Regions from separate parts of the Homo sapiens genome. Here regions 1 and 2 are each linked to region 3. Evidence: read pairs that join two places in POLR2A ChIA-PET (ENCODE). Cell type or tissue: OCI-LY7. All regions are shown on one strand. Region 1 overlaps KCTD21 (potassium channel tetramerization domain containing 21). Region 2 overlaps NARS2 (asparaginyl-tRNA synthetase 2, mitochondrial). Region 3 holds the start of THRSP (thyroid hormone responsive).

The links. ChIA-PET counts read pairs that join two places held together with the same protein. Peaks named below come from ENCODE experiments on the same cell type or tissue, not always from the same donor. Only the 100,000 strongest peaks of a DNase experiment are listed, where the experiment ranks them.
Region 1: POLR2A ChIA-PET joins it to region 3 with 11 read pairs; 8 of 35 experiments call an interaction of 5 or more read pairs at or near these places.
Region 2: POLR2A ChIA-PET joins it to region 3 with 19 read pairs; 2 of 35 experiments call an interaction of 5 or more read pairs at or near these places.

What each region holds. Positions count from the first base shown.
Region 1 is chr11:78,169,712-78,172,211 of GRCh38, reverse strand. It overlaps KCTD21 (potassium channel tetramerization domain containing 21), which reads left to right. Exons shown (of 2, transcript NM_001029859.3): 2 at 1-963. The region is part of intron 2 of KCTD21-AS1 (KCTD21 antisense RNA 1); the gene reads right to left. Among named protein-coding and RNA genes, the nearest start is that of KCTD21, 18 kb to the left of the region's middle. In OCI-LY7, no CTCF peak of the experiment used is centred here; no DNase peak of the experiment used is centred here.
Region 2 is chr11:78,495,971-78,498,470 of GRCh38, reverse strand. The region is part of intron 6 of NARS2 (asparaginyl-tRNA synthetase 2, mitochondrial); the gene reads left to right. LOC105369403 (a long non-coding RNA gene) reads right to left here. Exons shown (of 2, transcript XR_007062798.1): 2 at 880-1,535. Among named protein-coding and RNA genes, the nearest start is that of NARS2-AS1, 36 kb to the left of the region's middle. In OCI-LY7, no CTCF peak of the experiment used is centred here; no DNase peak of the experiment used is centred here.
Region 3 is chr11:78,061,811-78,064,310 of GRCh38, reverse strand. The region is part of intron 1 of NDUFC2-KCTD14 (NDUFC2-KCTD14 readthrough); the gene reads left to right. It overlaps THRSP (thyroid hormone responsive), which reads right to left and starts at 450. Exons shown (of 2, transcript NM_003251.4): 1 at 1-450. The coding sequence starts at 429. In OCI-LY7, no CTCF peak of the experiment used is centred here; no DNase peak of the experiment used is centred here.

The DNA.
Region 1 (2,500 bases), 110 kb before region 3:
AAGCACTGCTTCCCACCGGGTGATGAGCCATGCAGGCCTCCAAACTGCACGTCATGATTCATCCCTAAAGTGAGTTTGGCCTTGAGAGTCCCCAGGGTCCTCCCCCACTGGGCAGGGGTCCTCAAAGCCAAGGAAGCCTGGTGACACAGGCACCCATGGGAGGTGGGCCCAGAAAGGGGCTTCCCATAGATAGGCCCTGTGAGTAGGGAGCTTGTACACTGGGCCATGGGCAGCGCCAGTTCCCTTGAGCAGTAAAGGCCCTTTTCCCCCTACGGTGGGACCCAGGAGTCTCTCTGACAGCTTTTCTGCCAGGCACAGTGGCTCATGCCTGTAATCCCAACACTCTGGGAGGCCGAGGCGGGAAGATCACTTGAGGTCAGGAGTTCAAGACCAGCCTGGCCAACATGGTGAAACGTCGTCTCTGCTAAAAATACAAAAATTAGCTGGGTGTGGTGACAGGCGCCTATAACCCCAGCTATTTGGGAGGCTGAGGCAGTAGAATCGCTTGAACCCAGATAGCAGAGGTTGCAGTGAGCTGAGAGTGTGCCATTGCAGAGAGACTCCATCCCAAAAAAAGACAGCTGTCCCAGGCCAAGGGTACTTGGGAGAGCCCCTCATGGAGAACCTAGTTTAGACCAAGTAGCAGAAGCTGTGGTCATAACAAAACAATTTGAGGAAGAAATCTTACAAATCACCACTGCCCTTTCTCCTTTTCCATAAAACTGTCCATCTTTTCGGTGCTCCCTAATCCAAGCAGCTTGACTTTAGAGAAGTTGCAGAAGCAGTGAAGCCACTAACATGCTGTGTGACTTTATGCAAGTCACTCACCTCACTGAGCCACCTCCATTTCTTCATCTGTGAAATAGGCATAACAGTAATACATAACCCTACCTACCTCACAGGGCTGTTGTGAGGATCAAATGAAATAATGTAACGTGAGAATACAGTATAAATGATAAAGGATTGTTATTCTTTTGTGTCTGCTTGTAACGGGGAAAAACACTGGTCTTGAGTCACAGTGACTTGGGTTTGAATCCAGAGCTCCAAGCCTCTGTAACCTTGGACAAGTCATTGAACTTCTCTGATTTGTTTGCTCATCAGGTAACAACCCCTTCCTCCCGGGGTTATGCAACTTAAACGAGTTGGTGTCTGTGAAAATCCTGAGCTGGGCCTGGCACCCAAGAGCTCAGTGCTCTTGCAGGAGGTAGTCATGGTGGACTCTGGTGGGGGACTAGGAGTCCCAGGAGAGTGGAGTTTAACAAGCCCTTACAGAGCATTTGCTGCGTGGGCCCTGAGGATGTGAACAGCCACGAGTAAGCTAAGTTCAGCCTGGAGAAAGTTTAGAGCTTCACACAACGTGCTTTGGGAACTCAGGGAAAGGGCTCAGTTCTCAGAAGGAGCCTTGTGGATGGCCAAGGTGGGCCTCTGAGGGTAGGTCAGGCTTGACAGAATAAGCAAGAGAGTGCCGTGGGCACAGGGAACAGCAAGAGCAGAGCTGGCAACCAGGCAGGAAGGGCAAGCAAGGGAGGGTATGCGTTCACACCACAGCTGCACAAGGGGAAGGGGGGCACGCAGTGCATCTCGTTGCCTGCGTCCAGGTTAGGTGAACTCAGCCTTCTGCTTGGCAAAAGCATGAGAAAGACGGAGAACAAACGTTCAGCAGTGATGGCAGCACCATCGACAGACGGGTGAGTCTGAGTGCGAACTGTGAGCAGGGATGTGCTGCTTGTGAGCCCTTCATTGCCCTGGGTGAGACCTTGTGGTGATCTCACCTGGACCCAGTTTAGCCTTTTATCCCGCCAAGGGCTCCATCCCAGCTGAAGGAGCAACGCCGGGAACACAACACTCGTCAGCTCTCAGTTCCTGCCCTAGGTGTGGTCCCCTGCATGCAGAGGGACAGAATGGGTGCTTGAGGGAACCCTAAGCACCCACCTTGGTGTGACTCCTTCATGAGGCCCACCACCAAACAGGGACCCTGCATGCTTGAAGGCCAGCAGCAGGCACCACTCTGACCTCATGCCCTCAGCACCTCCAAAAGCCCTCCACCCTCTTAAGAAGGGCCTAGCCTCATGACCCTGGTCTGCCTTTGGGCCAGATCTCCCTGTGCAGGGGTGGCCAAGGTCCCCACTTGCCCACACCTCAGAATTTGCAGCCTAGGACGCAGCCACTCTTTTGTAAACTGCACCCTAAATCACACAGCATTTGTGTAACCACCCATTCACCCCAAACTTCCAGCTTCCTTTTACAAATTACTCTTAAAACAGTCTGACTTTGGGAGGCCGAGGTGCGCGGATCACGAGGTCAAGAGATCAAGACCATCCTAGCAAACATGGTGAAACCCCGTCTCTACTAAAAATACAAAAATTAGGCATGGTGGCACATGCCTGTAGTCCCAGCAACTTGGGAGGCTGAGATAGGAGAATAGCTTGAACCTGGGAGGCGGAGGTTGCCGTGAGCCCAGATTGCACCACTGCACTTCAGCCTGGCAACAGAGTGAGAC
Region 2 (2,500 bases), 430 kb before region 3:
GCCAAGGGAAATCATATAAGGAAAAGTATCGGGAGAAAAGTTAAAGGTTCTAGGGGTAACTTTGGAGGAGTGCTACTGCTTAATGAACAGCTAAAGCGGCATGTAAAAGGAGGCAGAAATAGAGGTCAGAGCAGTATTTAGAAGGAAAACGAGGACAGTACTAGGAAAATAGTGTTAAATGTTTCAAGAGGCGAGGGTATTTCAAGGTGTATCAAATAAAATCTGGTCACTGCTTACTGTGTTTACAAGGAAGGCCCTGCATGTTCTGGTCCTTTCCACCATCTCTTATCATTGATCCTGCTACTGGCCTACACCTGTTCTTTAAATTCTTTAAACATGTCAGGCTCCTTCCTACCTTGGGACCTATGTGTTGGTGTTTGCTTTGCTAGAATGTTCTTTTCACATGTCATCTCCTCAGATGGTTAGCTAACCTTCCTCCCCCTTTAGCAGGATTGTTGTCAGACTCTGTCAAACTTGGAATTTCATCATATAATTTAGATTAAATTTTGCTTGGGTCTCAAATTCAGTTCCAAAAAAAATATTAAGAACATGTTAAAGGAAATTATTTGGCACAAGTTTTTGGCAATAAAGATAAGAATTTTTAGAATTTAGAATTCACCCTCCCTAAGGCATCTTGACATGACATGATTGTTGAAATGGTGAAGGCTGCATCTCTTTTATAATCCCTTTCCACCAAGTGTATTGCATGGTGGACAGATAGGGGAAAGCTGAAAAGGGGGTATCTGGAGTCTACTCTTTTAGGCATGTAGAAATAATGAATGCAAAATATATCACAGTATTGACAATCCAGTGAACACAAAACAGTAGTAAAATAGATGTTCATTTTCCTGAATGATGAGAAAAGCACTTGGCAAAAACTTTTAAAATCCAGTTTAATAGTTTTCTGGGAGTTCACTTAAGGTCAATGAACTTTTACTAAACTAACAGTAAAGAAGTGATATGGAGGTTGGGGGTGGTTTGGGAAGGGTGTAGTGAAAGTTGCTGATCAGTCTTATGCTGAATAAGTTCTTCCCAAACTAAAGAATAGCAGTTCCTCTGTTCTTTCAAAATGTTAAGATTCACTGTGAAATTTCAGGGCCAGAAAGAATAAATGGCCAGGCAATCAGTGACCACTTTATATTAATCTATTTGCCATCTTGAGGGCTTCATAAAACTCCATACACGGGAGAAAGTGAACTTTGTAGAACCTTTTTTTTTTTTTTTTTTTTCAATTTTGCTTTTTATTTTCCAAAGAGCCATTTTTGTAGCTATCTAGGTTGATGTGTATTGAATGTACTTTTGTTATACTAAACATTAACTCCAAGCTCATGGATTTTCCTTATATAGCTTTCCTCTCTTCATAGTTTGGCACAAGAATGATTCTTAGTGCCGAGTGTTTTCTTTTTCTCCTGGTCTCTTCTCAGAGCAATACTGGCCTTTCACCTGGTTTTGTATCTTATTTTAGAAATGGCCTTGTTCTCAGATTTTATTTAAATGTTGGTTGGTTCAGTCTTTGCTGCAAATGGCTTTCATGTCTGTGGAAGATAGGAAAAAAGAAAGAAAGAAACATAAATTAAAATAGAAGTGATTCCACATGCAGCTAGAGACAAAATTATTGCAAAAGACAGTAGAGATCAATGCCAAGCTGTCCCCAACCCCTACTCCTATAAGGATTTGAAGACCAGAAAAGCTAAATAACTTGCTAAAGATTACAAAGTATTGACGAGAATATATCATTCTCATTATTTTCATGAAGATAACATTCTAGAGAGCTGTATTTTAACACGTAAAACAAGCTATTCATAATATGCCAAACTGCTTCCCCTAGTTATCTTTGAGAAGGGGGAATATACTAAAAATTTTTCTTTCTAATTTTCTGAGTTTGCAGTGTTGTTTTGAGCATCATTGTTGTTAGTATCATGGTTAAGGCTATGAGCATTAGAGTCAGAAATGTGGATTTGAGTTTGGCTTCCACCATTTACTAAGCTATGACTTTGACTTTTGGGAAAGCTTCTTAACCCATCTGAACTGCAGTTTCTTATTCTGGAAGATAAGTGTATTAATACATACGTAGACTGAGTTAACTATGAAGGGATTAACTCTAAGGTTCTTGTCCATTTAGTGCTTGGCCCATAATGATCATTCCATAATGGTAACCACTAGTACTACTACTACTATTGCTACTATTACTTATAATAGAACACTTGATACTGAACAGTATCTTTGGATACTGACATAGGGTGATCATTATTGAATTATTTAAACATTCATCTGCTTAAAGATTAGATGCTTTCTTACGCAATTTTTCAACATACCTTCCAGTTCATTTTATCACTCTGTTACTTTAGAGGAAGCACTGTGGTCATTAGTTCTTACTCTATCAAAATGATATTTAACTCTCAGATACCTCAGTCAGAGCCTGATCCTTACTATAATTGAAATAAAAATTATTGAGCCTCTTCTGTATTTTATACTAGAGACCTTGCCCTGCATTGCCAGG
Region 3 (2,500 bases):
TCCCGTCATTTCCTGGTATTTCCTTGTCACCTCCTGGGCTTTCTCGGTGAGGTGCATGAGGATGTGATGGAGGCTGGAGAAGTGCAGGTGGAACTGGGCTTCCAGGTCCAGCTCTCCTGAGGCACTCTCGTCCTCGACTTCCTCTGTCTCTGCGGTTCCATTCTCTTCGCTGCCTGCCACCTTGGCCTGCCACTCCTCCCGCGGCAGCAGCCCATGGTCCACATCCACACAGATGGCCTTGAGCATGGTGAAGTAGGTGTAGAGATCAGGGGCCTCAGCCTGGGCCTGGCCCCCAGGCCCACTCAGCTGCACGTCCCGCAGAAGGCTGGGGATCATCACCACCTGCTCCATGTTGTGCACCTCGGCTGCATACCGGTCCATGACGGTCAGCAGGCAGTTCTTGGGGTAACGCTTGGTTAGCACCTGCATGGTTGCTTCCTCTGACACAATGAGACCAGCAGACTGCCCCCGCACTATTTCTAGGCTCTCGGCAGATTGACAGGATGCCAATGCCCAGCTGTTGGGTCAACACAGCCCTGTTTTGGGCCAATCCCAGGGCTCAGGCCCCAGCATCTGTATCAGGTGATCCATCTGCCCAGAGACAGATCTGCCAGCCTTCTACTTGTCATCCCAGCTCTGCATGACTGCCCCAGCAAGAACCCGACTCTTCCTCTGTCAGCTTGCTGAGCCAGTTGGAAGGAAGCTTTTCCCTTTGGCAACTGGTATACTGGACTTCAGGGCAATAAATAATTCTTTCAGGTCACTGGAGACCAAGCTGTCTCTTTGCTGCCTGCTTAGGGCAGCCCTCCAAAGCACAGTTCACTCCTTCAACCTGGGGTGACTCCATTGTGAAATGGAGAGGATTTGAAGTGAAACAGCTTGATGTGGGGCAAGGAACACTGAGGTTGGAGTCAGAAGCCCAGTACTGCAATTTCCTAGCTGAGTTTTTTTTTGTTTGTTTTTTGCTGGCTAACATTTATTGAGCACCTACTGCACATCAGGGTCTGCTGAGCTTTTTCGTGAGTGATCTCATTTAATCTTCACCACAACCCTTGTAAATGTTTTATTTATTTAATTTTTGTAGAGATGGTCTTGCTATGTTGCCCAGTCTGGTTTTGAACTTCTGGACTCAAGCAATCCTCCCACCTCAGCCTCCCAAAGTGCTGGAATTGCAGGTGTGAACCACCAGTATTCCTGTTTTGCCAGTGAGGAAATTTAGGTGCAGACAGCTAAAGTAACTTGCTCAAGGTCCCACTGGGGCTGGGATTCCAGCCCAGGACCACCTCTACCCACCTCCAGGCAGTGCTGTGGACTGACATGAGGTTACATAGTCATACAAGTTAACCAGATCCATATCCTCTGTAAATTTGAGGTGGTGTGAGGATTGAATAAGACAAACTAATAAAAATGCTTTGTATCAGTCCAGACAAGCGGCTGGGATCAAAAGAGGAAAAAAAATGCTTTGTAAACCACAAAGCCCAATCCTCAGATGTATTATCTATGCAGATTCTAGATTATTGCTAAGGCTTCTCCCAAATCTAACCAGTCATTCCATAAGCTACAATGCTTCCACTTTATTACTGACCTTTCCTTGGACCAGCAGTCTTGGAAGATAATAATCTTTTGCGTGGTCATATTGTCATAGTTTACAAACTGCATTTGCTATATATTTTTTATTAGATATTTAAGAAAATGGCCGGGCGCAGTGGCTCACGCCTGTAATCCCAGCACTTTGGGAAGCCCAGGCGGGTGGATCACGAGGTCAGGAGATCGAGACCATCTTGGCTAACGTGGTGAAACCCTGTCTCTACTAAAAATACAAAAAATAAGCCGGGCGTGGTGGTGGGCGCCTGCAGTCCCGGCTACTCGGGAGGCTGAGGCAGTAGAATGGCGTGAACTCAGAAGGTGGAGCTTGCAGTGAGCCGAGATGATGCTGCACCACTGCACTCCAGCCTGGGCAACATAGCGAGACTCCGCCTCAAAAAAAAAAAAAGAAAAAGAAAAGAAAAGAAAATGAAGGCCTGGGGAAAGGCCCAAAGTTGCACAACAAGTTAGTGGCAGAGTCAAGTGGAGAATAAGACATTCTGAATTCTGGCTCAGGTACCTGCCTCCTCCACTGCCTCTGGTGAAATCTGCTGAATGATGATACCTCCCACGCCTGCAGGAGAGGAGAGAGGAGGAGGGAGCACAGGGAGGGGACGTGGGGCTGAACAGGGCCTCTGTGTTGTCTCACCTAAGCCACCCTCACCTCCACCCTAGGGCAGGAGCCCACTCTGCACCCTCCCAACTGACAATCATTCACTCCTCTGCTCCCTCCCACTACAGCCAGAGCTATGAAAAAGCTTATCTTTAGACTGAACAAAATTCCGCCTCCCAGCCCGGCATGGTGGCTCATGCCTGTAATCCCAGTACTTTGGAAGGCTGAGGCAGGAGGATCATTTGAACCCAGTAGTTTGAGACCAGCATGGGCAACATATGAGACCCTATCTCTACAAAAAAT